Linked DNA regions of Homo sapiens: region 1 is linked to region 2. A link is an interaction called in ENCODE POLR2A ChIA-PET data of the cell type or tissue named here. Cell type or tissue: CD4-positive, alpha-beta T cell. All regions are shown on one strand. Each heading gives the region's core, and the rest is flanking DNA. Links, peaks and the distances in the headings are about the cores only.

Region 1 (16,454 bases), core at 4,072-8,071, 73 kb after region 2:
GTGCCAGGTATACCCAGGACAAAGTAGTTTAGATCTTGTATTTTAACTACTTGCTGTCTGTCTCCTACAGTTGTGGCTGATGAAGAACACTTCCTTGTTCATCATTGGATTCCAACGTCCTGGAGTGCGTTAAGCACTCACTAAATGCTTCTCACCCATTTAGTAGCTGATTTTGATTTTGTATCCTGAGACTTTGCTGAAGTTGCCTATCAGCTTAAGGAGATTTTGGGCTGAGACGATGGGGTTTTCTAGATATACAATCATGTCATCTGCAAACAGGGACAATTTGACTTCCTCTTTTCCTAATTGAATACCCTTTATTTTCTTCTCCTGCCTGATTGCCCTGGCCAGAACTTCCAACATTATGTTGAATAGGAGTGGTGAGAGAGGGCATCCCTGTCTTGTGCCAGTTTTCAAAGGGAATGCTTCCAGTTTGCCCACTCAGTATGATGTTGGCTGTGGGTTTGTCATAGATAGCTCTTATTATTTTGAGATACATCCTATCAATACCTAATTTATTGAGAGTTTTTAGGATGAAGCATTGTTGAATTTTGTCAAAGGCCTTTTCTGCATCTATTGAGATAATCATGTGGTTTTTGTCTTTGGTTCTGTTTATATGCTGGATTATGTTTATAGATTTTCATATGCTGAACCAGCCTTGCATCCCAGGGATGAAGCCCAATTGATCATGGTGGATAAGCTTTTTGATGTGCTGCTGGATTCGGTTTGCCAGTATTTTATTGAGGATTTTTGCATCAATGTTCATCAAGGATATTGGCCTAAAATTCCCTTTTTTTGTTGTGTCTCTGCCAGGCTTTGGTATCAGGATGATGCTGGCCTCATAAAATGAGTTAGGGAGGATTCCCTCTTTTTCTATTGATTGGAATAGTTTCAGAAGGAATGGTACCAGCTCCTTCTTTTACCTCTGGTAGAATTCCGCTGTGAATCCATCCGGTCCTGGACTTTTTTTGGTTGGTAAATTATTAATTATTGCCTCAATTTCAGAGCCTGTTATTGGTCTATTGAGAGATTCAACTTCTTCCTGGTTTAGTCTTGGGAGGGTGTATGTGTCGAGGAATTTATCCATTTCTTCTAGATTTTCTAGTTTATTTGCGTAGAGGTGTTTATAGTATTCTCTGATGGTAGTTTGTATTTCTGTGGGATCGGTGGTGATATCCCCTTTATCATTTTTTATTGCATCTATTTGATTCTTCTCTCTTTTCTTCTTTATTAGTCTTGCTAGCGGTCTATCAATTTTCTTGATCTTTTCAAAAAACCAGCTCCTGGATTCCTTGATTTTGCTGAAAGGTTTTTTGTGTCTCTATTTCCTTCATTTCTGCCCTGATCTTAGTTATTTCTTGCCTTCTGCTAGCTTTTGAATGTGTTTGCTCTTGCTTCTCTAGTTCTTTTAATTGTGGTGTTAAGGTGTCAATTTTAGATCTTTCCTGCTTTCTCTTGTGGGCATTTAGTGCTATAAATTTCCCTCTACACAGTGCTTTGAATGTGTCCCAGAGATTCTGGTATATTGTGTCTTTGTTCTCATTGGTTTCAAAGAACAACTTTATTTCTGCCCTCATTTCGTTATTTACCCAGTAGTCATTCAGGAGCAGGTTGTTCAGTTTCCATGTATTTGAGCAGTTTTGAGTGAGATTCTTAATCCTGAGTTCTAGTTTGATTGTACTGTGGTCTGAGAGACAGTTTGTTATAATTTCTGTTCTTTTACATTTGCTGAGGAGGGCTTTACTTCCAACTATGTGGTCAATTTTGGAATAGGTGTGGTGTGGTGCTGAAAAGAATGTATATTCTGTTGATTTGGGATGGAGAGTTCTGTAGATGTCTATTAGGTCCACTTGGTGCAGAACTGAGTTCAATTCCTGGATATCCTTGTTAACTTTCTGTCTCATTGATCTGTCTAGTGTTGACAGTGGGGTGTTGAAGTCTCCAATTATTATTGTGTGGGAGTCTAAGTCTCTTTGTAGGTCACTAAGGACTTGCTTTATGATTCTGGGTGCTCCTGTATTGGGTGCATATATATTTAGGATAATTAGCTCTTCTTGTTGAATTGATCCCTTTACCCTTATGTAATGATCTTCTTTGTCACTTTTGATCTGTGTTGGTTTAAAGTCTGTTTTATCAGAGACTAGGATTGCCAATCCTGCCTTTTTTTGTTTTCCATTTGCTTGGTAGATCTTCCTCCATCCCTTTATTTGGAGCCTATGTGTGTCTCTGCATGTGAGATGGGTTTCCTGAATACAGCACACTGATGGGTCTTGACTCTATATCCAATTTGCCAGTCTGTGACTTTCAATTGGAGCATTTAGCCCATTTACATTTAAGGTTAATATTGTTATGTGTGAATTTGATCCTGTCATTGTGATGTTAGCTGGTTATTTTGCACGTTAGTTGATGCAGTTTTTTCCTAGCCTTGATGGTCTTTACAATTTGGCATGTTTTTGCAGTGGCTGGTACTGGTTGTTCCTTTCCATGTTTCGTGCTCCCTTCAGGAGTTCTTTTAGGGCAGGCCTGGTGGTGACAAAATCTCTCAGCATTTGCTTGTCTGTAAAGTATTTTATTTCTCCTTCACTTATGAAGCTTATTTTGGCTGGATATGGAATTCTGGGTTGAAAATTCTTTTCTTTAAGAGTGTTGAATATTGTCCCCCACTCTCTTCTGGCTTGTAGAGTTTCTGCCGAGAGATCAGCTGTTAGTCTGATGAGCTTCCCTTTGTGGGTATCCCGACCTTTCTGTCTGGCTGTCCTTAACATTTTTTCCTTCATTTCAACTTTGATGAATCTGACAATTATGTGTCTTGGAGTTGCTCTTCTCGAGGAGTGTCTTTGTGGCATTCTCTGTATTTCCTGAATTTGAATGTTGGCCTGCCTTGCTGGATTGGGGAAGTTCTCCTGGATATTATCCTGCAGAGTGTTTTCCAACTTGGTTCCATTCTCCCCGTCACTTTCAGGTATACCAATCAGACGTAGATTTGGTCTTTTCACATAGTCCCATACTTCTTGGGGGCTTTGTTCATTTTTTTTAATGCTTTTTTCTCTAAACTTCCCTTCTCACTTCATTTCATTCATTTCATCTTCCATCACCGATACCCTTTCTTCCAATTGATTGAATCAGCTACTGAGGCTTGTGCATTCATCACGTAGTTCTCATGCCTTGGTTTTCAGCTCCAACAGGTCCTTTAAGGACTTCTCTGCATTGGTTATTCTAGTTAGCCATTCACCTAATTTTTTTTCAAGGTTTTTAACTTTTTTGCCATGTGTTGGAACTTCCTCCTTTAGCTCGGTGTAGTTTGATCATCTGAAGTCCTCTTCTCTCAACTTGTCAAAGTCATTCTCCATCCAGCTTTGTTCTGTTGCTGGTGAGGAGCTACGTTCCTATGGAGGAGAAGAGGTGCTCTGATTTTTAGAGTTTCCAGTTTTTCTGCTCTGTTTTTTCCCCATCTTTATGGTTTTATCTACCTTTTGTCTTTGATGATGGTGACGTACAGATGGGTTTTTGGTGTGGATGTCCTTTCTGTTTGTTAGTTTTCCTTCTAACAGTCAGGACCCTCAGCTGCAGGTCTATTGGAGTTTGCTGGAGGTCCACTCCAGACCCTGTTTGCCTGGGTATCAGCAGTGGTGGCTGCAAAACAGCAGATATTGGTGAACCCCAAATGCTGCTTCCTGATCATTCCTCTGGAAGTTTTGTTTCAGAGGAGTACCCGGCCGTGTGAGGCATCAGTTCACCCCTACTGGGGGGTGCCTCCCAGTTGGCCTACTCGGTGGTCAGGGACCCACTTGAGGAGGCTGTCTGCCCATTCTTAGATCTCAAGCTGCATGCTGGGAGAAACACTACTCTCTTCAAAGCTGTCAGACAGGGACATTTAGGTCTGCAGAGGTTACTGCTGCCCTTTGTTTGTCTGTGCCCTGCCCCCAGAGGTGGAGCCTACAGAGGCAGGCAGGACTCCTGGAGCTGTGGTGGGCTCCACACAGTTTGAGCTTCCCAGCTGCCTTGTTTACCTACTCAAGCCTTGGCAATGTCTGGAGCCCCTCCCCCAGCCTCACTGCCGCCTTGCAGTTTGATGTCAGACTGCTGTGCTAGTAATGAACGAGACTCCATGAGCATAGGACCCTCTGAGCCATGCACGGGATATAATCTCCTGGTTTGCCATTTGTTAAGCTCGTTGGAAAAGTGCAGTATTAGGGTGGGAGTGACCCGATTTTCCAGGTGCCGTCTGTCACCCCTTTCTTTGACTAGGAAAGGGAATTCCCTGACCCCTTGCACTTCCCAGGTGAGGCGATGCCTCACCCTGCTTCAGCTCACACAGGGTGCAGTGCACCCACTGTCCTGCACCGACAGTCTGGCACTCCCTAGTGAGATGAACCTGGTGCCTCAGTTGGAAATGCAGAAATCACCCATCTTCTGTGTCACTCACAGTGGGAGCTGTAGACTGGAGCTGTTCCTATTCGGCCATCTTGGCTCCTCCCCCCTCTTGTCATTTTCTTACTCCAATATAGCTTTATTCCCACCATTTTCTAGGTGCTTTTATTAGTAAACATTATATTTCTCTGTTATAGATTCTACAGTATAATTATATACATATTGTTTTGTAAAGTTGCCTTTTAAATCAGTTAATAAAAGGGGAATAAATGTGAAAAAAAAAAACAAGAAAGAAGAGAAAGAAAGAAAGAAGGAATGAAGGAAGGAAGGAAGGAAGGAAGGAAAATTTTCTTATCTTTAAGTGTGACTGTATTCACAGCAATTCCTTCTTTTTCAATCTTAATGTCTTTATCTTACCTTCATTTTGAAATATATTTTCACTGGACATATTATTCTACAAATAGTATCCTACAAACACAAACATGAATGCATTTAAAATGTTTACTTGCTCTTGACTTCATTGCTTCTAATGAGAAGTCAGCCTTCATTTTTATCGTTCTGCACCCATGTATGTGTCTTTCTCTTCCAGTGGCTTTTAAGATATTACCTTTTTCTATCTTTCATTTACAATAGTTTGACTCTTGTCAACCTAGGTGACTCAGGTTATTCTGCCTGAGTTACTGAAATCTTGAATAAGTAGGTTGAAAATTTTTACCAAATATGAGATATTTTCAGTTAATATTTTCTAAAATATTTTTCTGCCCATTTTCTCTCTTTTCCCCTCTGGATCTTCAATTATGTGTGTGTGTATTCATGTGTGTATGTATATGTGTATATGTGTGTGTGTGATATGTGTGTGTTTGTAGTGCTATAACAAAATACCATAGACTGGTTAATTTATAAATAATATAAATCTATTTCTCATAATTCTGTAGGCTAGGAAATCCAAGCTCAAGGCATCAGCAGATTCTGTGCCTGGTAAAGGCTTACTCCTTGCTTCCAAGATGGTGCCTGTTTCCTGGTTTGAGGCAAAGTAACATTAGCAGTGAGAACTAAAATACAATCTAAAAGCTACTGGTGAGTTGGTAATAGGTAGTGCAGATGTCAACAAAACCATAGTTTCCTACTGTCAATAACAAACATGTTTCTATATGGCAAACAAATAAAATGCTATAATGTAAATACTGAAGAGTGATCCTGTTTATAATGAGTTGGGCCTTCTAGGAAAACTCTTGTCAAAGCAGCAATTCTCTACTAGCTGTGTGATTGTAAACTTGACTTTGGAACTGGCTCTTGTAATACAGTCTGCTATAGCCTTCATACATATTACCACTGTATTCATACATATTACTACTGTAGGGGTTTGGAAATCAAGGGGACAAATTGTGGGGTGTTAAAAACCACAAACTTATTTCCAAACCTATGGCTTCAAATTTTACATACTTTGCTTAGTGCCCAGATAAAGAGCTGTACAATGTTTTTTCTGCATCCAGTGAGATGATCATGCAATTTTTGTCCTTCATTCTATTAATATGGTGTAATACATGACTGATACTTGCCTACTGAACCTGTCTTGCAACAACTACTACATGTGCCCCCAGGTTATGTGTTAATAATGTGTGTGAGATTTTCAATTATACTAGCTCTATCCTGCACAAGAATATCATGCCATCAAATGCAGAAATCCTTAGCAAAAAATTCTGGACATAGTATTTCCAATAAAATCAATAACTTATCAAGCAGTTCTAAGTACCCTGTGAGGAGCCAATATTGCAATGACTTTTAGAACTCCAGTTAGAAGAAATGAACAAGTCATTGTTCTTAAGCTGCATGAGGAGGGGCCTCAGAGAATATGAAACTACAAGGGCAAATAATAAGCCATTTCCCAAAACATCCCCTAAGAACAAAGGAAGCATAAGGCCAGTCGCTGCAAAACAGGTAACACACCCCAAAATATCTTCTCTCAGCCAACATGAAGAGATTTTAAGATAGCGGGGAAAACATGAGAACCTAAGAAACTGAAAACAATCAAACAACTGAAATAACAAGCAGCAACTGGCAAACAGCTAGGAAAAAAAAGCAGCTGGGGAAAATTCAAAAAGAGATAGCCCTTCTCCAGGAGCTAGAAGATTTAGAAATGAGTCTTTTAGATATTTAAAGAACATAAATTGAATGCCAGAAATCAGTATAAATGTATTTTTTAAAACTGATGGGGTACTCTAAATATCCTTATGCCCATATTTGATCATTTATAACGTATCCAATATTCTGAATATGTGGGGTTTTAAAATGTTTATTAAATTGACTTTTTCTACCTTTCAATATAATGTGGAAGGGGGTAGGAATAACCTTTTTAATTAGGTATATCTCTTAATGCTATTCCTCCCCCCTTCCCCCAATGTACAACAGTCCCCGGTGTGTGATGTTCCCCTTACTGTGTCCATGTGTTCTCATTGTCCAATTCTCACCGATAAGTGAGAACATGTGGTGTTTGGTTTTTTGTCCTTGCGATAGTTTGCTGAGAATGATGGTTTCCAGCTTCATCCACATCCCTACAAAGGACATGAACTCATCATTTTTTATGGCTGCATAGTATTCCATGGTGTATATGTGCCACATTTTCTTAATCCAGTCTATCGTTGTTGGACATTTTGGTTGTTTCCAAGTCTTTGCTATTGTGAATAGTGCCACAATAAACATACGTGTGCATGTGTCTTTATAGCAGCATGATTTATAATCCTTTAGGTATATACCCAGTAATGGAATGGCTGGGTCAAATGGTATTTCTAGTTCTAGATCCCTGAGGAATCACCACACTGACTTCCACAATGGTTGAACTAGTTTACAGTCCCACGAACAGTGTAAAAGTGCTCCTGTTAGGGGACCATCACACTCTGGGGAGTGTTGTGGGGTGGGGGGAGGGGGAGGGGGGGAGGGATAGTATTGGGAGATATACCTAATGCTAGATGACGAGTTAGTGGGTGCAGCGCACCAGCATGACACATGTATACATATGTAAATAACCTGCACATTGTGCACATGTACCCTAAAACTTAAAGTATAGTGATAATAAATAAAGAAAAAAAAGAAAAAAAAAGTGTTCATATTTCTCCACATCCTCTCCAGCACCTGTTGTTTCCTGACTTTTTAATGATAGCCCTTCTAACTGGTGTGAGATGGTATCTCATTGTGGTTTTGATTTGCATTTCTCTGATGGCCAGTGATGATGAGCATTTTTTCATGTGTTTTTTGGCTGCATAAATGCCTTCTTTTGAGAAGTGTGTGTTCATATCCTTTGCCCACTTTTTGACAGGGTTGTTTGTTTTTTTCTTGTAAATTTGTTTGAGTTCATTGTAGATTCTGGATATTAGCCCTTTGTCTGATGAGTAGGTTGCAAAAATTTTCTCCCATTCCATAGGTTGCCTGTTCACTCTGATGGTGGTTTCTTTTGCTGTGCAGAAGCCCTTTAGTTTAATTAGATCCCATTTGTCAATTTTGGCTGTCATTGCCATTGCTTTTGTGTTTTAGACATGAAGTCCTTGCCCATGCCTATGTCCTGAATGGTATTGCCTAGGTTTTCTTCTAGGGTTTTTATAGTTGTAGGTCTAACATGTAAGTCTTTAATCCATCTTGAATTAATTTTTTATAAGGTGTAAGGAAGGGATCCAGTTTCAGCTTTCTACATATGGCTAGCCAGTATTCCCAGCACCATTTATTAAATAGGGAATCATTTCCCCATTGATTGTTTTTGTCAGGTTTGTCAAAGATCAGATAGTTGTGGATATGCAGCATTATTTCTGAAGGCTCTGTTCTCTTCCATAGGTCTATATCTCCATTTTGGTTCCAGTACCATGCTGTTTTGTTTACTGTAGCCTTGTAGTATAGTTTGAAGTCAGGTAGCATGATGCCCTCAGCTTTGTTCTTTCAGCTTAGGATTGTTTTGGCAATGCGGGCTCTTTTTTGGTTCCATATGAAGTTTAAAGTAGTTTTTTCCAATTCTGTGAAGAAAGTCATTGGTAGCTTGGTGGAGATGGCATTGAATCTATAAATTACCTTGGGCAGTATGGCCATTTTCACTATATTGATTGTTCCTACCCATGAGCATGGAATGTTCTTCCATTTGTTTGTATCCTCTTTTATTTCATTGAGCAGTGGTTTGTTGTTCTCCTTGAAGAGGTCCTTCACATCCCTTGTATGTTGGATTCCTAGGTATTTTATTCTCTTTGAGGCAATTGTGAATGGGAGTTCACTCATGATTTCACCCTCTGTTTGTCTGTTATTGGTGTGTAAGAATACTTGTGATTTTTGCAAATTGATTTTATATCCTGAGAGTTTCCTGAAGTTGCTTATCAGCTTAAGGAGATTTTGGGCTGAGACGATGGGGTTTTCTAGATATACAATCATGTCATCTGCAAGCAGGGACAATTTGACTTCCTCTTTTCCTAACTGAATGTCCTTTATTTCCTTCTTCTGCCTGATTGCCCTGGCCAGAACTTCCAACACTATGTTGAATAGGAGTGGTGAGAGAGGGCATCCCTGTCTTGAGCAAGTTATCAGAGGGAATGCTTCCAGTTTTTGTCCATTCAGTATGATATTGGCTGTGGATTTGTCATAGATAGCTCTTATTATTTTGAGATACGTCCTATCAATACCTAATTTATTGAGAGCTTTTAGCATGAAGAGTTGTTGAATTTTGTCAAAGGCCTTTTCTTTATCTATTGAGATAATCATGTGGCTTTGTCTTTGGTTCTGTTTATATGCTGGATTACGTTTACTGATTTTCATAGGTTGAACCAGCCTTGCATCCCAGTGATGAAACCCACTTGATCATGGTGGAGAAGGTTTTTGATGTGCTGCTGGATTCAGTTTGCCAGTATTTTATTGAGGATTTTTGCATCAATGTTCATCAAGGATATTGGTCTAAAATTCTCTTTTTTTTGTTGTGTCTCTGCCAGGCTTTGGTATCAGGATGATGCTGGCCTCATAAAACGAGTTAGGGAGGATTCCCTCTTTTTCTATTGATTGGAATAGTTTCAGAAGGAATGGTACCAGCTCCTCCTTGTACCTCTGGTAGAATTCCGCTATGAATCCATCTGGTCCTGGACGTTTTTTCGTTGGTTAGTTATTAATTATTGCCTCAATTTCAGAGCCTGTTATTGGTCTATTGAGAGATTCAACTTCTTCCTGGTTTAGTCTTGGGAGGGTGTATGTGTTGAGGAAGTTGTCTATTTCTTCTATATTTTCTAGTTTATTTGCGTAGAGGTATTTATAGTATTCTCTGATGGTAGTTTGTATTTCTGTGGGATCGGTGGTGATATCCCCTTTATCTTTTTTTATTGCATCTATTTGATTCTTGTCTCTTTTCTTCTTTATCAGTCTTGCTAGCGGTCTATCAATTTTGTTGATCTTTTCAAAAAACCAGCCACTGGATTCATTGATTTTTTGAAGGTTTTTTGTGTCTTTATTTCCTTCAGTTCTGCTCTGATCTTAGTTATTTCTTGCCTTCTGCTAGCTTTTGAATGTGTTTGCTCTTGCTTCTCTAGATCTTTTAATTGTGATGTTAGGGTGTCACTTTTAGATCTTTCCTGCTTTCTCTTGTGGGCATTTAGTGCTATAAATTTCCCCCTACACACTGCTATGAATGTGTCCCAGAGATTCTGGTATGTTGTGTCTTTGTTCTCATTGGTTTCAAAGAATATCTTTATTTCTGCCTTGATTTCGTTATGTACCCAGTAGTCATTCAGGAGCAGGTTGTTCAGTTTCCATGTATTTGAGCAGTTTTGAGTGAGTTTCTTAATCCTGAGTTCTAGTTTGATTGCACTGTGGTCTGAGAGACAGTTTGTTATAATTTCTGTTCTTTTACATTTGCTGAGGAGTGCTTTACTTCCAATTATGTGGTCAATTTTGGAATAGGTGTGGTGTGGTGCTGAAAAAAATGTATATTCTGTTGATTTGGGGTGATTTCTGTAGATGTCTATTAGGTTCTCTTGGTGCAGAGCTGAGTTCAATTTGTGGATATCCTTGTTAACTTTCTGTCTCGTTGATCTGTCTAATGTTGACAGTGGGGTGTTGAAGTCTCCCATTATTAATGTGTGGGAGTCTAAGTCTCTTTGTAGGTCACTAAGGACTTGCTTTATGAATCTGGGTGCTCCTGTATTGGGTGCATATATATTTAGGATAATTAGTTCTTCTTGTTGAATTGATCCCTTTACCATTATGTAATGGCTTTCTTTGATTCTTTTGATCTTTGTTGGTTTAAAGCCTGTTTTATCAGATACTAGGATTGCAAACCCTGCCTGTTTTTGTTTTGCATTTGCTTGGTAGATCTTCCTCCATCCCTTTATTTGCAGCCTATGTGTGTCTCTGCACGTGAGATGGGTTTCCTGAATACAGCACACTGATGGGTCTTGACTCTATATCCAATTTGCCAGTCTGTGACTTTTAATTGGAGCATTTAGCCCATTTACATTTAAGGTTAATATTATTACGTGTGAATTTGATCCTATCATTATGATGTTAGCTGATTATTTTGCTTGTTACTTGATGCAGTTTCTTCCTAGCCTTGATGGTCTTTACAGTTTGGCACGTTTTTGCAGTGGTTGGTACTGGTTGTTCATTTCCATGTTAGTGCTTCCTTCAGGAGTTCTTTTAGGGCAGGCCTGGTGTTGACAAAATCTCTCAGCATTTGCTTGTCTGTATTTTATTTCTCCTTCACTTTTGAAGCTTATTTTGGCTGGATATGGAATTCTGGGTTGAAAATTCTTTTCTTTAAGAATGTTGAATATTGTCCCCCACTCTCTTCTGGCTTGTAGAGTTTCTGCCGAAAGATCAGCTGTTAGTCTGATGGGCTTCCCTTTGTGGGTAACCCGACCTTTCTGTCTGGCTGTCCTTAACATTTTTTCCTTCATTTCAACTTTGATGAATCTGACAATTATGTGTCTTGGAGTTGCTCTTCTCGAGGAATATCTTTGTGGCGTTCTCTGTATTTCCTGAATCTGAGTATTGGCCTGCCTTGCTAGTTTGGGGAAGTTCTCCTGCATAATATCCTGTGGAGTGTTTTCCAACTTGGTTCCATTCTCCCCATCACTTTCAGGTACACCAATCAGACGTAGATTTGGTCTTTTCACATAGTCCCATAATTCTTGGAGGCTTTGTTCATTTCTTTTTATGCTTTTTTCTCTAAACTTCTGTTCTCACTTCATTTCATTCATTTCATCTTCCATCACTGATACCCTTTCTTTCAGTTGATTGAAACGGCTGCTGAGGCTTGTGCATTCATCATGTAGTTCTGGTGCCTTGGTTTGCAGCTCCATCAGGTCTTTTAAGGACTTCTCTGCATTGGTTATTCTAGTTAGCCATGTGTCTAATTTTTTTCAAGGTTTTTAGCTTCTTTCCCGTGGGTTCAAACTTCCTCCTTTAGCTTGGAGTAGTTTTATCATCTGAAGCCTTCTCTCAACTCATCAAAGTCATTCTCCATCCAGCTTTGTTCCATTGCTGGTGAGGAGCTGTGTTTCTTTGGAGGAGGAGAGGTGCTCTGATTTTTAGAGTTTCCAGTTTTTCTGTTCTGCTTTTTCCCCATCTTTATGGTTTTATCTACCTTTTATCTTTGATGATGGTGACATACAGATGGGTTTTTGGTGCGGATGTCCTTTCTGTTTGTTAGTTTTCCTTCTAACAGTCAGGACCCTCAGCTGCAGGTCTATTGGAGTTTGCTGGAGGTCCACACCAGACCTTGTTTTCCTGGGTATCAGCAGTGGTGGCTGCAAAACAGCAGATATTGGTGACCCGCAAATGCTGCTGCCTGATCGTTCCTCTGGAAGTTTTGTCTCAGAGGAGTACCCGGCCATGTGAGTTATCAGTCCACCTCTACTGGGGGGTGCCTCCCAGTTAGGCTACTCATGGTCAGGGACCCACTTGAGGAGGCAATCTGTCCGTTCTCAGATCTCAAGCTGCATGCTGGGAGAACCACTACTCTCTTCAAAGCTGTCAGACACTGACATTTAAGTCTGCAGACTTTACTGCCGCCTTTTGTTTTTCTTTGCCCTGCCCCCAGAGGTGGAGCCTACAGAGGCAGGCAGGCCTCCCTGAGCTGTGGTGGGCTCCACCCAGTTCGAGCTTCCCAGCTGCTTTGTTTACCTACTCAAGCCTTGGCAATGGCAGGCTCCCCTCCCCAAGCCTCGCTGCCGCCTTGCAGTTTGATCTCAGACTGCTGTCTAGCAATGAGAGAGACTCCGTGGGCATAGGATCCTCTGAGCCGGGCATAGGATCCTCTGAGCCATGCATGGGATATAATCTCCTGGTGTGCCGTTTTTTAAGCCTGTTGTAAAAGTGCAGTATTAGGTTGGGAGTGACCCGATTTTCCAGGTTCCGTCTGTCACCACTTTCTTTGACTAGAAAGGGGAATTCCCTCACCCCTTGCACTTCCCTGGTGAGGCAATGCCTCACCCTGCTTTGGCTCACACATGGTGCACTGCATCCACTGTCCAGCATTCCTCAGTGAGATAAACCCGGTACCTCAGTTGGAAATTCAGAAATCACCCGTTTTCTGCATCGCTCACACTGGGAGCTGTAGACTGGAAGTGTTCCTATTTGGCCATCTTAGCTCCTCCCCCCTCTTGTCATTTTCTTACTCCAATATAGCTTTATTGCCATCACCTTCTCTGTACTTTTATTAGTAAACATTATATTTCTCTGTTATAGATTCTACAATACAATTATATGCATATTGTTTTATAAAGTTACCTTTTAAATCAGTTAACAAAAGGGGAATAAATGTGAAAAAAAGAAAGAAGAAAGAAGAGAAAGAAGATAAATAAAGAAAGAAGAAAGAAGGAAGGAAGGAAAGAAGGAAGGAAGGAAGGAAAATATTCTTATCTTGAAGTGTGACTGTATTCACAGCAATTCCTTCTTTTTCAATCTTAATGTCTTTATCTTACCTTCATTTTGAAGTATATTTTCACTGGATATATTATTCTACCAATAGTATCCTACAAACACAAACATGAATGCATTTAAAATGTTTACTTGCTCTTGACTTCATTGCTTCTAATGAGAAATCAGCCTTCATTTTTATCGTTCTTTGCCCATGTATGTGTCTTTTTCTTCCAGTGGCTTTTAAGATATTACCTTTTTCTATCTTTCACTTACAATAGTTTGACTCTTGTGAAACTAGGTGACTCAGGTTATTCTGCCTAAGTTACTGAAATCTTGAATAAGTAGGTTGAAAATTTTTACCAAATATGAGATATTTTCAGTTAATATTTTCTAAAATATTTTTCTGCCCATTTTCTCTCTTTTCCCCTCTGGATCTTCAATTATGTGTGTGTGCATTCATGTGTGTATGTATATGTGTATATGTGTGTGTGTGATATGTGTGTGTTTGTAGTGCTATAACAAAATACCACAGACTGGTTAATTTATAAATAATATAAATCTATTTCTCATAATTCTGTAGGCTAGGAAATCCAAGCTCAAGGCATCAGCAGATTCTGTGCCTGGTAAAGGCTTACTCCTTGCTTCTAAGATAGTGCCTTGCTGTGTCTTCCAGAGGGGGCTAACGCTATGTGCTCATACGACAGAAGGAGAAAAAGGTCAGAAGGGACCGATGCTTACTCTTTTATAAGGGCATTAATCCCATTCACGGGGCAGAGTCTCATGATCCTAATCTCCTTAAATTCCCACCTTTTAATACAATTGAATGGGGATTAAATTTCAATAACAATTCTGGAAGGACCCAGACATTCAGACTCTCTCTCCCTCCCTTTCTCTCTCTCTCCTGTGTGTGTGTGTGGCAGGCTGGGGGGCTGTTACCTACTATCCCACAAGTTATTAAGGTTTTGTGCCTTTTTTTCTAAAGCTTTTCATTTCTGTGATAAAATTAGGATAATCTCTCTTGATCTGTTTTCAGGCACACTGTTCTTTTTAAAATGTTGTATCTAATCTGCTGTTAACCTCATCCAATAAAGTTTTATTTCATATATTTAAAATTTACAGTTTTAATCTGTTCAGAAACTCTCCATTCTTAAACGCATTATGATTATCTTTTCATGAGGGTTCTTTTTCATATTTATCACTGTTACTTTAGATGCTTCTCTGACATGATGGACATTTGTGCAGGTCTGTTTCCTTTCTGATAATTGTCTTTGATATGGGTATTGTTTCATATTTCCTGCTTCTTAAAGATGTCTATTTTGTAGTTTTGTTAGTAAGGAGGAAAGGGAAAATGGATGGTAAGCACATAACTAGTAGCGTGGGCCATGTAGAGCTTGGGTGAAATTTCTCTGCACTTTGCTGGGAACTCCCTCAATCTCACCTACTAAGGTGATGTCTTTTGACAATCTCACAACCAAATCTTGTACATTCTAAACATATCCCAAGGATAGGTCAAGAAAATCAAAACTCAGAGTCTGACTCTGGTTCCAAAATAACACAGAGGCTTGAAACTGGCTAAATGTCCTAGAGATAAGTTTTGGAGAAAGTATTAAGAATAAAATATTGCTCAAACTTCTCAAGATGGCCAAATAAAAACAGATCCAGTCTGCAGCTCCCAGCAAGATCAACACAGAAGGCAGGTGATTTCTGCATTTCCAACTGAGGTACATGGCTGATCTCATTGGGATTGGTTAGACAGTGGGTGCAGCCCACAGAGGATGAGCAGAAGCAGGGTGAGGTGTTGCCTAACCCAGGAAACACAAGGGGTCAGGGAACTCCCTCCCCTAACCAAGGGTAGCCGTGAGAGACTGTGCCATGAGGGATGGTGCATTCCAGCCCAGATACTGTGCTTTTCCCACCATCTTCACAACCCACAGACCAGGAGATTTCCTTGGGTGCCTACATCACCAGGGCCCTGGGTTTCAATCACAAAACTGGGCAGCCACTTGGGCAGACACCGAGCTAGCTGCAGGAGATTTTTTTTCATACGCCCGTGGTGCCTGGAATGCCAGCAAGACAGAACTGTTCACTCCCCTAGAAAGGGGGCTGAAGCCAGGGAGCCAAGTGGTCTAGCTCAGCAGATCCCACCCCCATGGAGTCCAGCAAGCTAAGACCCATTGGCTTGAAGTTCTCACTGCCAGCACAGCAGTCTGAAGTCAACCTGAGATGCTTGAGCTTGGGGGGTGGGCGGGGAGGGGTGGTATCCAGCATTGCTGAGGGTTGAGTAGGTGGTTTTCTCCTCATGGTGTACACAAAGTCCCCAAGAGGTTTGAACTGAGCAAAGCCCACTGCAGCTCAGCAAAGCCCCTGTACCCAGACTGCCTCTCTAGATTCCTCCTCTCTGGGCAGGGCATCTCTGAAAGAAAGGCAGCAGCCGCAGTCAGGGGCTTATAGATAAAACTCCCATCTTCCTGGGACAGAGCACCTGGGAAAAGGGGCAGCAGTGGGCACAGCTTCAGCAGACTTAAACTTTCCTGCCTGCTGGCTTTGAAGAGAGCAGTGGATCTCCCAGTACAGCACTTGAGCTCTGCTAAGGGACAGACTGCCTCCTCAAGTAGGTCCCTGATCCTGGTGCCTCCTGACTGGAAGAAACCTCCCAGCAGGGGTCAACAAACACCTCATACAGGAGAGCTCCAGCTGGCACATGGCAGGTGTCCCTCTAAGACAAAGCTTCCAGAGGAAGGAACAGGCAGCAATCTTTGCTATTCTGCAGCCTCGGCTGGTGATATCCAAGCAAACAGGGTCTGGGGTGGATCTCCAAAAAACTCCTGCAGACCTGCAGAAAAGGGACCTAACTGTTAGAAAGAAAACTAACAAACAGAAAAGAATAGCATCAACATCAACAAAAAGGACGTCCACACAGGTACCCCATTTGAAGGTCACCAACATGAAAGACCAAAGGCAGATAAATTGACGAAGATGAGGAAAAGCCAGTGCAAGAAGGCTGAAAATTCCAAAAACCAGAATGCCTCTTCTCCTCCAAAGGATCACAACTCTTCACCAGCAAGGGAACAAAACTGGACAGAGAATGAATTTGAAGAATCGACAGAGGTAGGCTTCAGAAGGTGGGTAATAACAAACACCTCTGAGCTAAAGAAGCATGTTCTAACCCAATGCAAGAAAGCTAAGAACCTTGAAAAAGGTTAGAGAAA
Region 2 (16,454 bases), core at 8,259-12,258:
GGAGGCTGAGGCAGGAGAATCACTTGAACCTGGGAGGTGGAGGTTGCAGTGAGCCGAGATTGCGCCACTGCACTCCGGCCTGGGTGACAGAGAGAGACACTGTCTCAAAACAAACAAACAAACAAACAAACAAAGAAAACAAAACCCCACAATTTTCAGCTGCTGGTGGTGGTAGCTGTGGGAGTTAGAATAAGATCCTTCACCCTTGTTTATTTTGCCCCAACATCATCAGAAGAGCCAAACACACACACACACACACACACACACACACACACACACACACACACACACGTGAAGTCACCTTCTTACCCCAGTGACTGTGTTCATTTTGGTCCATTGGTGTTCCTGAGAAACAGAGAGACAAGAAACTTATTTTTCAGTTCTAAATCATGAAAAATTCTTATATTTCTTTTCTTTTCTTTTTCTTTCTTTCTTTTTTTTTTTTTTTTTTTTGAGACACAGTTTCACTCTGTCACCCAGGCTGGAGTGCAGTGGTGCGATCTCGGCTCACTGCAACCTCCACATCCTGGGTTCAAGTGATTCTCCTGCCTCAGCCTCCCGAGTAGCTGGGATTATGGGTGTGCACCACCATGCCCATCTAATTTTTGTAGTTTTAGTAGAGACAGGGTTTCACCATGTTGGCCAGGCTGGTCTCAAACTCCTGACCTCAAATGATCCACCAGCCTCGGCCTCCCAAAGTTCTGGAATTAAAAGCGTGAGCCATCACACTAGGCCAAGATCCTTATATTTCTAAACAACCATGTTTCATTTGTCTACTCATAAGGGACAAGGTGGGTGGGAAAGGAATGACTTCCTACTTTACAGAGAACTGGAATCACTTGCTGAGGGGCTGAGAAGTGGGTTTCATTTGTAAGCCTCATGCCCAGCTCTCTCTCGCTTTCTTCCTCCCGTCCTCTCACAGATCAGCCCGGCTCCCTTCTGTTTTTGTTTTGCCTGCACACTCTTCGCTTCTGTCAGCTTTCTCTGTAGGTGTGCCTTCCCTTACACCTTAGGCTCAGTCCTCCCTTTCCCTCTCTTTCTTTTCCCACCTTGCCTCCTTCCCTCCTCTACTCTCTCCAAACCTCCTCCCTCATGTTGAGTCTTTGCTGAGAGACTCAGTGAATGAAGATTATGACTCTGGGAAACCGTGCAGTCCTTTAAGCTGGAAATACACTTCACTTGATCCATTAATGGCTTGAATTTTTCTCATTCCCCAACAGCCCCTGGTTATGAAGCCCTTGCAATGTAGGAACTACTATGGAGTGAGAAATATCGGTACGTTTTCATCAGCTAGTTTCTCTTGCTTAAATCTGGCAGGCATAGACCAAGCGTACAAGCACAGAAAACTGAAAGCCACCGATTAATGCCCAAATTCTTCCCAGTTAGCACTTTTTATTGACTTTATACTATGGAAATTCTTTCTTTGCCAGTAATGTGTAAAGTAAATTACATCGGTTTCCTGTAAACTGGCTCCACTTAAGGAAAAGGCAGTCACTCTAAATTGCTTCTCTTAAAATAGGACAAATTTGTTCTAAGAAAAATGAAAATGTTTGTGCATGGCTTGGGACCTAGAAATCAACACTGCAGAACTTTTCGTAAATCTGGGCTTACCTGATTTACTGTTCAAAGAAACAGTTGGCTCCCTGTTCAGTCCTGTTGTCTTATAGCTCAGCTCCAAGAGAAAAAGAAAGTAAAACCGAGACTCCAGTCGGTCTTCTTCCTCTCTTGAATCTTCCTGAGCTTCCTGACTGCTAATGAACGCCACCACGTGCCTGTGTTTGAAATTCTCTTTCATGCCATTATGCAAAATAAACAGTTTAAATGGAAAGTTAATCAGTAGTTATTTGCTGTCATGTGGGCCAACTGTCTCTTCTTCTCAAAAGTGAAAAAAGAGTGTTTTAATGATTTCATCTGGACTGGAAAGAAAGGCATGAATGCCAAGGAAGTTGGTGGATTTCAGTCCTTCCCAGCTGGGATATGTCCCAACAGTTAGAAGTTTGTCTAGATGCAAATGGCCCCCTGAGAAGGGCTTAAACCTCATTGACACCAGCAGCAGGGATTGTTCTAAAGCAGATGCCACTGGGAGAGAAGAGGAGCCTCTGATAGGCACTGCCCAGGGGAAGAAGGGCACAGAAAGGGGAACCTGAGAGGGGACATTTTTGTCTGAGTCTGATTGTAAGGATCATTAACCATCAAAACATTTTTACATAACTCATTCATGGCTTCTAGGATTCTGGGCCTTTCTTCCCTGTCCAGCTCTGTAATTTCAGAGAACCTCCCTGTGGGGAGAAATTGTCTAGGAAATGTCTATAGTAATACTCTGGAGTGTTGGCTGGGTCAAATGGTATTTCTAGTTCAAGATGCCTGAGGAATCGCCACACTGACTTCCACAATGGTTGAACTAGTTTACGGTCCCACCAACAGTGTAAAAGTGTTCTTATTTCTCCACATCCTAGCATTTAAAACATTTCCTTTTGATTGTCTTGGAGTTTCCAGGTTTATCATAGACTCAGTTGCAAATAGTGATAATTTTCCCTCCTTGTTTCCAAAAATATCTTATGTTGCTTTCTCTTGTATAATTACAATTGCTTGCTACCTTTTCAAAAGTGAGTTAATGTGCTTTTATTATTTATTTACCTGTAGGGCACCTAATATCTTATCATTAATATTGATGTTGGTTATTGGAAATTAATTAGTTTATTTTAAAATCAGTGTGGCTATACTTTGCTTAGTCCTATTTCATTAAAGTCTTTTATCTGTGGTATAAATTTAGAAAATTTTATTTTGACGTTGACTGATATAATTCCATGTCTTTTTCCTTTTGACCTACTAATATTGCAAATTACATCACTGCGTTTCCTAACATAAGTGATATGTACATGTACATGTGCAAAGGTTTGGGTTCCTAGGAATACAGACTGTTGAGATGAAGATAAAATGGATGAAGGAAGTTTATTAGGGAATCTTCTCAGGAAATGTGCTAGAGGGAGAAGGGAAGAACCCAGGATTAGGCAGGGAGAAGTGAGACTGAGATGTAGTCACAACAAATATAGACTCTACAGGGAGTTCTAAAGTTTGGTTGGACTTTCAGAATGAAGGAGAGTGAGCAGAACTTTATAATCCCCATCGGATGCAAACTTCCTCTGGAAAAGACACTTGACTTACATAGGGCATCTCTCTTCAGCATAAGCTAATTTCTGGACAGGTCTGACGGCTCAACAGCTGAGAGCTAACAACTGGTCTCACTCCCAGCAACTGGAGATAGGTCCTTCTGTTTTTGCACTGTTCCTCTAGGTTTGGAGATGCAAATATTGCTTCTCCTGCTTCATCTTTTAGATCATCTGTAGAGACTTCCAAGCACAGTTTTAAATATCTCCCTCATGAAATTTCTTGTTCAAGCCTTCTCACTCCTGTCCCTTCTGAACATGAGCATACATGGAACATTTCCCCTATGTCCCATGGTTCTAGTAAGTGATGTGACTACAGCCTTAAAGGAGGAGTAAGATAGATGTTGGGAGGAGGTGAGGAAGGAGAGGGCAGGGGCTGAGTAGAGGTGCATGTTTTAGAGTACTATGACATTTTAAAATTCATTTTATTCCCATGGTTCAAGGCAATTTTGGAAAATGGGTCAAGCCGAAAGAATAGACCACAGATTTCCTGCAGTCATATTGAGATGTATTTGACAATTGTTCTGTGGTTTCTTGTAAAGTGTTTATTTATAAAGCAGTACTGTTCAATAGAGAATTCTGTGATGGACATGTTTACTGTCTGCCCTGTCCAATATGGCAGCCACTAGCACATGTGGCTGTTGAGCACTAGCAAGGTGGCCAATGTGATGGAGAAACTGAATTTTACATTTTAATTTTAAATCATATAATTAAACGGCCACATGTGGCTAGTGGTTACCGTTTTGAACAGTGCAATTATAGAGTATATCATTCTCAATAAGATGATACAAAACATTGTGTATGTAAAAGGAGGGGGTGCACAGGTAAAGATATGATGAGAAATTGCAAAACAAAAGGAACAAGTGGATTTAACATCCCAAAATTCCAAAACATGGGGAGGGGAGGCTTGTTACTGTGAATTTAAAAATTGCGGTGACTTTCCCCATTGCTTGTTTTTGTCAGGTTTGTCAAAGATCAGATAGTTGTATATACGTGGAATTATTTCTGAGGGCTCTGTTCTGTTCCATTGGTCTATATCTCTGTTTTGGTACCAGTACCATGCTGTTTTGGTTACTGCAGCCTTGTAGTATAGTTTGAAGTCAGGTAGCGTGGTGCCTCCAGCTTTGTTCTTTTGGCTTAGGATTGACTTGGCGATGCAGGCTCTTTTTTGGTTCCATATGAACTTTAAAGTAGTTTTTTCCAATTCTGTGAAGAAAGTCATGGTGGGGATGGCATTGAATCTATAAATTACCTTGGGCAGTATGGACATTTTCATGATATTGATTCTTCCTACCCATGAACATGGATTGTTCTTCCATTTGTTTGTATCCTCTTTTATTTCATTGAGCAGTGGTTTGTAGTTCTCCTTGAAGAGGTCCTTCACATCCCTTGTAAGTTGGATTCCTAGGTATTTTATTCTCTTTGAAGCAATTGTGAATGGGAGTTCACTCATGATTTTGCTCTCTGTTTGTCTGTTATTGGTGTATAACAATGCTTGTGATTTTTGCTCATTGATTTTGTATGCTGAGAGTGCTGAAGTTGCCTATCAGCTTAAGGAGATTTTGGGCTGAGAAGACGGGGTTTTCTAAGTATACAATCATGTCATCTGCAAACAGGGACAATTTGACTTCCTCTTTTCCTAATTGAATACCCTTTATTTCCTTCTCCTGCCTGATTGCCCTGACCAGAACTTCTAACACCATGTTGAATAGGAGTGGTGAGAGAGGGCATTCCTCTCTTGTGCCAGTTTTCAAAGGGAATGCTTCCAGTTTTTGCCCATTCAGTATGATATTGGCTGTGGGTTTGTCATAGGTAGCTCTTATTATTTTGAGATACGTCCCATCAATACATAAATTATTGAGAGTTTTTAGTATGAAGGGCTGTTGAATTTTGTCAAAGGCCTTTTCTGCATCTATTGAGATAATCATGTGGTTTTTGTCTTTGGTTCTGTTTATATGCTGGATTATGTTTATTGATTTTCATATGTTGAACCAGCCTTGCACCCCGGGGATGAAGCCCACTTGATCATGGTGGATAAGCTTTTTGATGTGCTGCTGGATTCGGTTTGCCAGTATTTTATTGAGGATTTTTGCATCAATGTTCAAGGATATTGGTCTAAAATTCCCTTTTTTTGTTGTGTCTCTGCCAGGCTTTGGCATCAGGATGATGCTGGCCTCAAAAAATGAGTTAGGGAGGATTCCTTCTTTTTCTATTGATTGAAATAGTTTCAGAAGGAATGGTACCAGCTCCTCCTTGTACCTCTGGTAGAATTCGGCTGTGAATCCATCTGGTCCTGGACTTTTTTTTGGTTGGTAAGCTATTAATTATTGCCTCAATTTCAGAGCCTGTTATTGGTCTATTCAGAGATTCAACTTCTTCCTGGTTTAGTCTTGGGAGAGTGTATGTGTCGAGGAATTTATCCATTTCTTCTAGATTTTCTAGTTTATTTGCGTAGAGGTGTTTGTAGTATTCTCTGATGGTAGTTTGTGTTTCTGTGAGATCGGTGGTGATATCCCCTTTATCATTTTTTATTGCATCTATTTGATTCTTCTCTTTTTTCTTCTTTATTAGTCTTGCTAGTGGTCTATCATTTTCTTGATCTTTTCAAAAAACCAGCTCCTGGATTCATTGATTTTTTTGAAGGGTTTTTTGTGTCTCTATTTCCTTCAGTTCTGCTATGATCTTAGTTATTTCTTGTCTTCTGCTAGCTTTTGAATGTGTTTGCTCTTGCTTCTCTAGTTCTTTTAATTGTGATGTTAGGGTGTCAATTTTAGATCTTTCCTCCTTTCTCTTGTGGGCATTTAGTGCTATAAATTTCCCTCTACACAGTGCTTTGAATGTGTCCCAGAGATTCTGGTATGTTGTGTCTTTGTTCTCATTGGTTTCAAAGAACATCTTTATTTCTGCCTTCATTTTGTTATGTACCCAGTAGTCATTCAGGAGCAGGTTGTTCAGTTTCCATGTATTTGAGCAGTTTTGAGTGAGTTTCTTAATCCTGAGTTCTAGTTTGATTGCACTGTGGTCTGAGAGACAGTTTGTTATAATTTCTGTTCTTTTACATTTGCTGAGGAGGGCTTTACTTCCAACTCTGTGGTCAATTTTGGGATAGGTGTGGTGTGGTGCTGAAAAAAATGTATATTCTGTTGATTTGGGGTGGAAAGTTCTGTATATGTCTATTAGGTCCACTTGGCGCAGAGCTGAGTTCAATTCCTGGATATCCTTGTTAACTTTCTGTTTCATTGTTCTGTCTAATGTTGACAGTGGGGTGTTAAAGTTTCCCATTATTATTGTGTGGGAGTCTAAGTCTCTTTGTAGGTCACTGAGGACTTGCTTTATGAATCTGGGTGCTCCTGTATTGGGTGCATATATATTTAGGATAGTTAGCTCTTCTTGTTGAATTGATCCCTTTACCATTATGTAATAGCCTTCTTTGTCTCTTTTGATCTTTGTTGGCTTAAAGTCTGTTTTATCAGATACTAGGATTGCAACCCCTGCCTTTTTTTGTTTTCCATTTGCTTGGTAGATCTTCCTCCATCCCTTTATTTGGAGCCTATGTGTGTCTCTGCACGTGAGATGGGTTTCCTGAATACAGCACACTGATGAGTCTTGACTCTATATCCAAATTGCCAGTCTGTGTCTTTTAATTGGAGCATTTAGCCCATTTACATTTAAGGTTAATATTGTTATGTGTGAATTTGATCCTGTCATTATGATGTTAGCTGGTTATTTTGCTCGTTAGTTGATGCAGTTTCTTCCTAGCCTTGATGGTCTTTACAATTTGGCATGTTTTTGCAGTGGTTGGTACTGGTTGTTCCTTTCCATGTTTCAGGCTTCCTTCAGGAGTTCTTTTAGGGCAGGCCTGGTGGTGACAAAATCTCAGCATTTGCTTGTCTGTAAAGTATTTTATTTCTCCTTCACTTATGAAGCTTATTTTGGCTGGATATGAACTTCTGGGTTGAAAATTCTTTTCTTTAATAAAAAATAAATAAATAAATAAATAAATAATTTCACGGTGAATAAAAAAAAAAAAAAAAGAATGTTGAATATTGGCCCCTACTCTCTTCTGGCTTGTAGAGTTTCTGCCGAGAGATCAACTGTTAGTCTGATGGGCCTCCCTTTGTGGGTAACCGGATCTTTCTCTCTGGCTGCCCTTAACATTTTTTCCTTCATTTCAACTTTGGTGAACCTGACAATTATGTGTCTTGGAGTTGCTCTTTTTGAGGGGTATCTTTGTGGCATTCTCTGTATTTCCTGAATTTGAATGTTGGCCTGCCTTGCTAGATTGGGAAGCTCTCCTGGATAATATCCTGCAGAGTGTTTTCCAACTTGGCTCCATTCTCCCCGTCACTTTCAGGTACACCATTCAGATGTAGATGTAGTCTTTTCACATAGTCCCATATTTCTTGGAGGCTTTGTTCATTTCTTTTTATTCTTTTTTCTCTAAACTTCTCTTCTCACTTAATTGCATTCATTTCATCTTCCACCACTGATACCCTTTCTTCCAGTTTATCGAATAGGCCACTGAGGCTTGTGCATTCATCATGTAGTTCTTGTGCCTTGGCTTTCAGCTCCATCAGGTCTTTTAAGGATTTCTCTGCATTGGTTATTCTAGTTAGCCATTCATCTAATTTTTTTTCAAGGTTTTTAACTTCTTTGCCATGGGTTCGAACTTCCTCCTTTAGCTCGGAGTAGTTTGATCATCTGAAGCCTTCTTCTCTCAACTCGTCGAAGTCATTCTCCATCCAGCTTTGTTCCGTCGCTGGTGAGGAGCTGCATTCCTTTGAAGGAGGAGAGGCTCTCTGATTTTTAGAGTTTCCAGTTTTTCTGCTCTGTTTTTTTCCCCATCTTTGTGGTTTTATCTACCTTTGGTCTTTGATGATGGTGACGTACAGATGGGTTTTTGGTGTGGATATCCTTTCTGTTTGTTAGTTTTCCTTCTAACAGTCAGGACCCTCAGCTGCAGGTCTGTTGGAGTTTGCTGGAGGTCCACTCCAGACCCTCTTTGCCTGGGTATCAGCAGCGGTGGCTGCAGAACAGTGGATATTGGTGAACCGCAATTGCTGCTTCCTGATCGTTCCTCTGGATGTTTTGTTGCAGAGGAGTACCCGGCCGTGTAAGATGTCAGTCTGCCCCTCCTGGGGTATGCCTCCCAGTTAGGCTACTCGGGGGTCAGGGACCCACTTGAGGAGGCAGTCTGCCCATTCTCAGATCTCAAGCTGCGTGCTGGGAGAACTACTACTCTCTTCAAAGCTGTCAGACAGGGACATTTAAGTCTGCAGAGGTTACTGCTGCCTTTTGTTTGTCTGTGCCCTGCTCCCAGAGGTGGAGCCTACAGAGGCAGGCAGGCCTCCTAGAGCTGTGGTGGGCTCCACCGAGTTTGAGCTTTCTGGCTGCTTTGTTTACCTTCTCAAGCCTCAGCAATGGCGGGCGCCCCTCCCCCAGCCTCGCTGCTGCCTTGCAGTTTGATCTCAGACTGCTGTGCTAGAAATGAGCGAGACTCCGTGGGCGTGGGACCCTCCGAGCCAGGCGTGGGATATAATCTCCTCGTGTGCTGTTTGTTAAGCCCATTGGAAAAGCTCAGTATTAGGGTGGGAGTGACCCGATTTTCCAGGTGCTGTCTGTCACCCCTTTCTTTGACTAGGAAAGGGAATTCCCTGACCCCTTGCACTTCCCAGGTGAGGCAATGCCTTGCCCTGCTTTGGCTCACGCACAGTGTGCTGCACCCACTGTCCTGCACTCCCCAGTGAGATGAACCCAGTACCTCAGTTAGAAATGCAGAAATCACCCGTCTTCTGCGTCGCTCATGCTAGGAGCTGTAGACTGGAGCTGTTCCTATTCGGCCACTGGCTCCTCCCCCATCTTGTCATTTTCTTACTCCAATATAGCTTTATTCCCATCACCTTCTCTGTGCTTTTACTAGTAAACATTATATTTTTCTATGTTATAGATTCTACAATACAATAATATACACATTGTTTTTTAAAGTTGCCTTTCAAATCAGTTAATAAAAGGGGAATAAATGTGAAAAAAAGAAAGAAGAAAAAGAAGAGAAAGAAAGAAAGAAGGAAGGAAGGAAGGAAAATTTTCTTATCTTGAAGTGTGATTGTATTCACAGCAACTCCTTCTTTTTCAACCTTAATGTCTGTTTCAACCTTAATGTCTCATTTTGAAATATATTTTCACTGAATATATTATTCTACAAATAGTATCTTACAATAGATTCTGTGCCTGGTAAAGGCTTACTCCTTGCTTCCAAGATGGTGCCTGTTTCCTGGTTTGAGGCAAAGTAACATTAGTAGTGAGAACTAAAATACAATCTAAAAGCTACTGGTGAGTTGGTAATAGGTAGTGCAGATGTTGACAAAACCATAGTTTTCTACTGTCAATAACAAACATGTTTCTATATTGCAACAAATAAAATGCTATAATGTAAATACTGAAGAGTGATCCCATTTATAATGAGTTGGGCCCTCTAGGAAAACTCTTGTCAAAGCAGCAATTCTCTACTTGCTGTGTGATTGTAAACTTGACTTTGGAACTGGCTCTTGTAATACAGTCTACTATAGCCTTCATACATATTACCACTGTATTCATACATATTACTACTGCAGGGGTTTGGAAATCAAGGGGACAAATTGTGGGGTGTTAAAAACCACAAACTTATTTCCAAACCTATGGCTTCAAATTTTACATACTTTGCTTGGTGCCCAGATAAAGAGCTGTACAATGTTTTTTCTGCATCCAGTGAGATGATCATGCAATTTTTGTCCTTCATTCTATTAATATGGTGTAATACATGACTGATACTTGCATACTGAACCTGTCTTGCAACAACTACTACATGTGCCCCCAGGTTATGTGTTAATAATGGGTGCGAGATTTTCCATTATACTAGCTCTATCTTGCACAAGAATATCACGCCATCAAATGCAGAAATCCTTAGTGAAAAATTCTGGACATAGTATTTCCAATAAGATCAATAACTTATCAAGCAGTTCTAAGTACCCTGTGAGGAGCCAATATTGCAATGACTTTTAGAACTCCAGTTAGAAGAAATGAACAAGTCGTTGATCTTAAGCTGCATGAGGAGGGGCCGCAGAGAATATGAAACTACAAGGGCAAATAACAAGCCATTTCCCAAAACATCCCCTAAGAACAAAGGAAGCATGAAGCCAGTCACTGCAAAACAGGAAACACACCCCAAAATTTGTTCTCTCAGCCAACATGAAGAGATTTTAAGATAGCGGGGAAAACATGAGAACCTAAGAAACTGAAAACAATCAAACAACTGAAATAACAAGCAGCAACTGGCAAACAGCTGGGAAAAAAAGCAGCTGTAGAAAATTCAAAAAGAGACAGCCCTTCTCCAGGAGCTAGAAGATTTAGAAATGAGTCTTTTAGATATTTAAAGAACATAAATTGCATGCCAGAAATCAGTGTAAATATATCTTCTCTTTAAACCTGATGGGGTACTCTAAACATTCTTACGCCCACACTTGATGATCATTTATAATGCATCCAATGTTCTGAATATATGGGGTTTTTAAATGTTTATTAAATGGACTTTTTCCACCTTTCAATATAATGTGGAAGGGGGTAGGAATGAGTTTTTTTAACCAAAGCTTGACAGACTAAAACAGAGATATTATTATCCACTAAAGAACAGACTCTCAAAGACACCAATAAAAGCATCTTACATTTTTTTAAAAGAGGAAGGAGCAAAAGGAAGAGTGATCAAAATCAGGAAGGAAGGCTGCATGCTGACTCTGCATGTTCTCTGCAGAATCTTCAGTAAAAGTTCCTGAAACTGAAACAACAGTAAAGGAAAAGTCAAATAGGAATAATTGTGTGTGTGAATACCAGGGTGTTTTTTTTTTTTTTTAAGTAACAGTAAAAACACCACATTTTAGGCTTTTGGAGTCTTGCACCAACAAAGAAACAGTGCATAATTCTGTAGGACTGAGGAGGTAAAGAAAAGGCTGAGGAAAAAGAGGACTCTTAGAAACAGTGGGGAAGATTTCAGGATTTTTCTTTCTTTTAAACTAGTACTATATTTATTCTTTTTCATTACCTTGTTCCTTTTTAAATTTTTATTTTTATTTCAATAGTTTTTGGGGTACAGGTGGTTTTTGGTTACATGGATTAGTTATGTAGTGGTGTTCTCTGAGATTTTAGTGCACCCATCACCCAAGCAGAGTACACAGGACCCAATGTATCATCTTTTATCCTTCATCCCCCTCCCAATCTTCCCCCCTCCCAGTTCCTCTGTCCATTATATCGGTCTCATGCCTTTGCATCCGCATAGCTTAGCTCCCACTAAGAAATGAGAAAATACACTATTTGGTTTTCCATTCCTGAGTTGTAAGTGGGATCTCCCAGGGCACCACTAGACAGGTCAAATAATGACATTGTTTTAGAAATGGGACTTTTAAGGGGCTCTAACTCCATTCAGCTGCCTTCAGTGGCTTCCAGGCTGCTAGTTTTCATAGTGATTTTAGTTTTTTGGTTTTCAAGGTTACTGCAGAGTGGGGGTAATGAGAAAGGGGCAGGTTGAAACATGACAGAACTCACTATTCTTACTATTTTTCTTGAATGAACACTCTCTATATTACTTCAAGCGTTGGGTTGATACACAGAGTTCTGAAAAACAAAAATAAAAACAAAAACAAAAAACAAAGAGTTGATTCTGACTATTTTTTGACAGTGTTCTCTATTTTTGTGGAGATTTTTGGAGGGCATTATTCTGCTATTCCCACTGACATCATCTCACAATTATATTTGTCTTATAAATATATAGCATTATGGTTGCAGTGTGAAAGGTAATTTGAGAGAAGCAAGCCTTGAAACAGGTTCAATCCAAAGAAGAAGTTGCAACAATCCAGTCCAGAAATGATGGTGACCATAACTCAAGTAGAGATAAGGAAAAAAAAAAGTGGATGCTCCAGAGAGATATGAAGCCTTTATAATACACAACTCTTTTATTATTTATTGGAAGAAAGAGTCAAGGCTTCTGGCATGGACAACTGGACAGATTATGGCACCATTTGCAAAATAGGAAACCCAGGAAGGAAGGGATGAACATCCAGTGGAGCCAAAGGTGGTGCCCGTGAGAACCTCATTACCCAGTGAAAACACAAATAGAAGAAAGACCAAAGGTGTTTAATGCATGCTCCAATACCCAGTAGACCTTGCAGTGTTGACTTGAAGCTATGGTGGCCAACAGGCAATGGGGAAAGGATTCCCTATTTAATAAATGGCACTGGGAAAACTGGCTAGCCATATGTAGAAAGCTGAAACTGGATCCCTTCCTTACACCTTATAAAAAATTAATTCAAGATGGATTAAAGACTTACATGCTAGACCTAAAACCATAAAAATCCTAAAAGAAAACATAGGCAATACCATTCAGGAAATAGGCATGGGCAAGGACTTCATGTCTAAAACACCAAAAGCAATGGCAACAAAAGCCAAAATTGACAAATGGGATCTAATTAAACTAAAGAGCTTCTGCACAGCAAAAGAAACTACCATCAGAGTGAACAGGCAACCTACAGAATGGGAGAAAATTTTTGCAACCTACTCATCTGACAAAGGGCTAATATCCAGAATCCACAATGAACTCAAACAAATTTACAAGAAAAAAACAAACAACCCCGTCAAAAAGTGGGCGAAGGATATGAACAGACACTTCTCAAAAGAAGGCATTTATGCAGCCAAAAAACACATGAAAAAATGCTCATCATCACTGGCCATCAGAGAAATGCAAATCAAAACCACAATGAGATACCATCTCACACCAGTTACAATGGCGATCATTAAAAAGTCAGGAAACAACAGGTGCTGGAGAGGATGTGGAGAAATAGGAACCCTTTTACACTGTTGGTGGGACTGTAAACTAGTTCAACCATTGTGGAAGTCAATGTGGCGACTCCTCAGGTATCTAGAACTAGAAATGCCATTTGACCCAGCCATCCCATTACTGGGTATATACCCAAAGTATTATAAATCATGCTGCTATAAAGACACATGCACACGTATGTTTATTGCAGCACTATTCACAATAGCAAAACTTGGAACGAACCCAAATGTCCAGCAATGATAGACTGGTCCTTTAAGAAAATGTGGCACATATACACCATGGAATACTATGCAGCCATAAAAAATGATGAGTTCATGTCCTTTGTAGGGACATGGATGAAGCTGGAAACCATCATTCTCAGCAAACTATTGCAAGGACAAAAAACCAAACACCGCATGTTCTCACTTAGAGGTGGGAATTGAAGAATGAGAACACATGGACACAGGAAGGGGAACATCACACACCGGAGACTGATGTGGGGTGGGGGAAGGGGGGAGGGATGGCATTATGTGATATACTTAATGCTAAATGATGAGTTAATGGGTGCAGCACACCAACATGGCATATGTATACTTATGTAACAAACCTGCACGTTGTGCACATGTACTGTAAAACTTAGAGTACAATAATAATAATAAAAAACGAAAAGAAAAAGAATTTAGTCCAGGAAAATTTCGTAAAAAAAAAAAAATTGCAGTGACTTCTTTTAGGCTTGTTTAGCTTCCTGACTTACTAGGCAGTTTTCAATTCATCATTATATTTTGGAATAATTAAGAATTCAGGAGATGTTTAACTTCAAGCTCTCCCTCACTATTTAAACTCCCCAAATTTAAATATTTGCCATAAATAACTTTCAATTGATTTCACCCAAAATTCATTATTTGAATTGAAACTCCACTGAAGCAAATCTGGTTGTGTACACCAGTAAAACATGGATATTGCCCTTGAGTCTGTAGGGTGAAAGTGAAGTAAACTGCAGTCATATCTCAGTTGTTTCCTGACAAGATCCTGTCTTGTTCCCACGTTGTCTAAATTGGTTTTTAATTGTTGGAATCATTTTCTCCACATTATTAAGTGAAAGTTCTTCTATGAGAAAGGGACAATTTATTGCTGATTTCCAAAGTTTCATGAAGTGATGACTGCAAAGCAACACAATAACAACACCAACACCAACATCACCAACAGAAAAACCCTTCTTGGATCTTTTTTTTTTTTGGATCTTTTTGAAGAGGTCTGAATTGGTGACATGTACAGTGAAGAATGTGAAGAGCTATGAGCCTTACATAGCAAAGGACTTACTGCCAGAGAATTCAGTTCAAACCAATGCTCAGAGTTGCAAGAAGGAGTCAATCTTGCAGAATAATCTTAAAGATTAATTGAGTACATTTTTGAATTTAAAAATTTTTGCAATCTATCCATCTGAGAAAGGGCTAATACCCAGAATCTACAAAGAACTTAAACAAATTTACAAGAAAAAAACAACCCCATCAAAAAGTGGGCAAAGGATATGAACAAACACTTCTCAAAATAAGACATTTATGCAGCCAACAAACATGAAAAAAAGCTCATCATCACTGGTCATTAGAGAAATGCAAATCAAAGCCACAATGAGATGCCATCTCACGCCAGTTAGAATGATGATCATTAAAAAGTCAGGAAACAACAGATGCTGGAGAGGATGTGGAGAAATAGGAACGCTTTTACACTGTTGGTGCAAGTGTAAATTAGTTCAATCATTGTGGAAGACAGTGTAGCGATTCCTCAAGGATCTAGAACCAGAAATATCATTTGACCCAGCAATCCCATTACTGGGTATATACCCAAAGGATTATAAATCTTTCTACTATAAAGACACATGCACACACATGTTTATTGCAGCATTGTTCACAATAGCAAAGACTTGGAACCAACACAAATGCCCATCAATAATAGACTGGATAAAGAAAATGCAGCACATATACACCACGGAATACTATACAGCCATAAAAAGGATGAGTTCATGCTCTTTACAGGGATGTTGATGAAGCTGGAAATAATCATTCTCAGCAAACTGACACAGGAATAGAAAACCAAACCCCGCATGTTCTCACTCATAAGTGGGAGTTGAACAAAGAGAACACATGGCCACAGGGAGGGGAACATCACACACTGGGGCCTGTTGCGGGGTGGGGGGCTAGGGGAGGGATAGCATTAGGAGAAGTACCTAATGTAGATGACGGGTTGATGGGTGCAGCAAATCAGCATGGCACGTGTATACCTATGTGACAAACCTGCACGTTGTGCACATGTATCCCAGAATTTAAAGTATAATAATAATAATAAAAGAAACTTTAAAATCATACAAAAGTCATCAACAGAAGCATTCCACTATATGATGCAATCTCAAGCACAGTGTTACATTATTACCCAGGGGTCCGTATGCTTTCAAGCAGAGGAAACACAAAGACATGGCCATTTTGAGTTTTTCCCATCACATTGCTTTGACTATGATTTCAGACAACAGGCCACAGTCATCTCCTTCTGGAGGGTCAAATGCCATAAAGACAGTTCCCAGTCCCTTGGAACTGGATATGGACAAACCCCAGGAGTGAACAATTCCACCTCCTCCTTTATCAGCTCATCCCACACACTCACCCCGCTGAACAGCCACCGTGAGGACTCCGGTCTCCCTCTCCTCTCCTCTAAACCTCATTTAGGCAATTCTAATTAGTAAATAATCCTTTTTTAAATTTGTGAGTGAAATTTGATTTTGTTATCTATATGAACCTATTTTTGTATTTAATCAATTTTTCTGAATGCTTGTAGAAGTGTAGTAGAAAAGAATGTTTGCATTTATATCATTGCTTACTGCAGACAGATATGAGTGTAGTGTTAAATCACTGGCAAATAATCAGCTAAACAATTAGCTGATTGGCATTTAATGGCCTTACATTTTGCAGAAATCATTGGTGATTTTTATTATATTGCTTTGATTGTTTAAAAGTGTTTTAGTGATATCTGGAGGAAATTGTTGGGGTTTTTGGATGGGCTAGAAATGTACTGCAGCTTTTCCCCTTTAAATGATGAAATATAGAACCCCTATTGTGGAATTTTGCTATGTAACTTTTTTTGGGATGTATGACATTCGGAGCAAGGGATTCCTCTACTGTGAGATGTAATGGGGTGGCATTGTAAAAGACTCAGCAGGCCATGAAGGCAAAGAGTTGTGGGTGAGTCAGGGCTTTATAAAGATCTCTGAGCATCTGAGAACCTGCTTCTCACACACAATCTGTTTTCCTGGCTATTATGAGTCAAACAGGGAATAAAGCTGACCAATAGTACCTTTAAGTTCTGTTGACTTTACAATTCTATGATAAACCTGGGAAAGTAAAACCACCAGGAAAAGAGTCTGTTACCTTGGTGAAGGAGGGTAGAAGCGATTTGGGATA

The links. ChIA-PET counts read pairs that join two places held together with the same protein. Peaks named below come from ENCODE experiments on the same cell type or tissue, not always from the same donor. Only the 100,000 strongest peaks of a DNase experiment are listed, where the experiment ranks them.
Region 1: POLR2A ChIA-PET joins it to region 2 with 7 read pairs; 6 of 35 experiments call an interaction of 5 or more read pairs at or near these places.

Annotation. Positions count from the first base shown.
Region 1 is chr7:150,593,624-150,610,077 of GRCh38, reverse strand. It overlaps the pseudogene EIF2AP2. Among named protein-coding and RNA genes, the nearest start is that of GIMAP6, 31 kb to the left of the region's middle. In CD4-positive, alpha-beta T cell, for the core only: no CTCF peak of the experiment used is centred there; a DNase peak (open chromatin) is centred at 6,277; H3K27ac peaks cover 345 bases.
Region 2 is chr7:150,670,943-150,687,396 of GRCh38, reverse strand. LOC124901774 (a long non-coding RNA gene) reads left to right here. Exons shown (of 4, transcript XR_007060589.1): 2 at 1,221-1,275. GIMAP2 (GTPase, IMAP family member 2) reads right to left here and starts at 1,691. Exons shown (of 3, transcript NM_015660.3): 1 at 1,612-1,691; 2 at 310-345. The coding sequence starts at 337. It also overlaps the pseudogene EIF2AP3. RefSeq lists an enhancer at 1,617-1,816. In CD4-positive, alpha-beta T cell, for the core only: no CTCF peak of the experiment used is centred there; a DNase peak (open chromatin) is centred at 10,336; H3K4me3 peaks cover 1,048 bases; H3K27ac peaks cover 3,085 bases.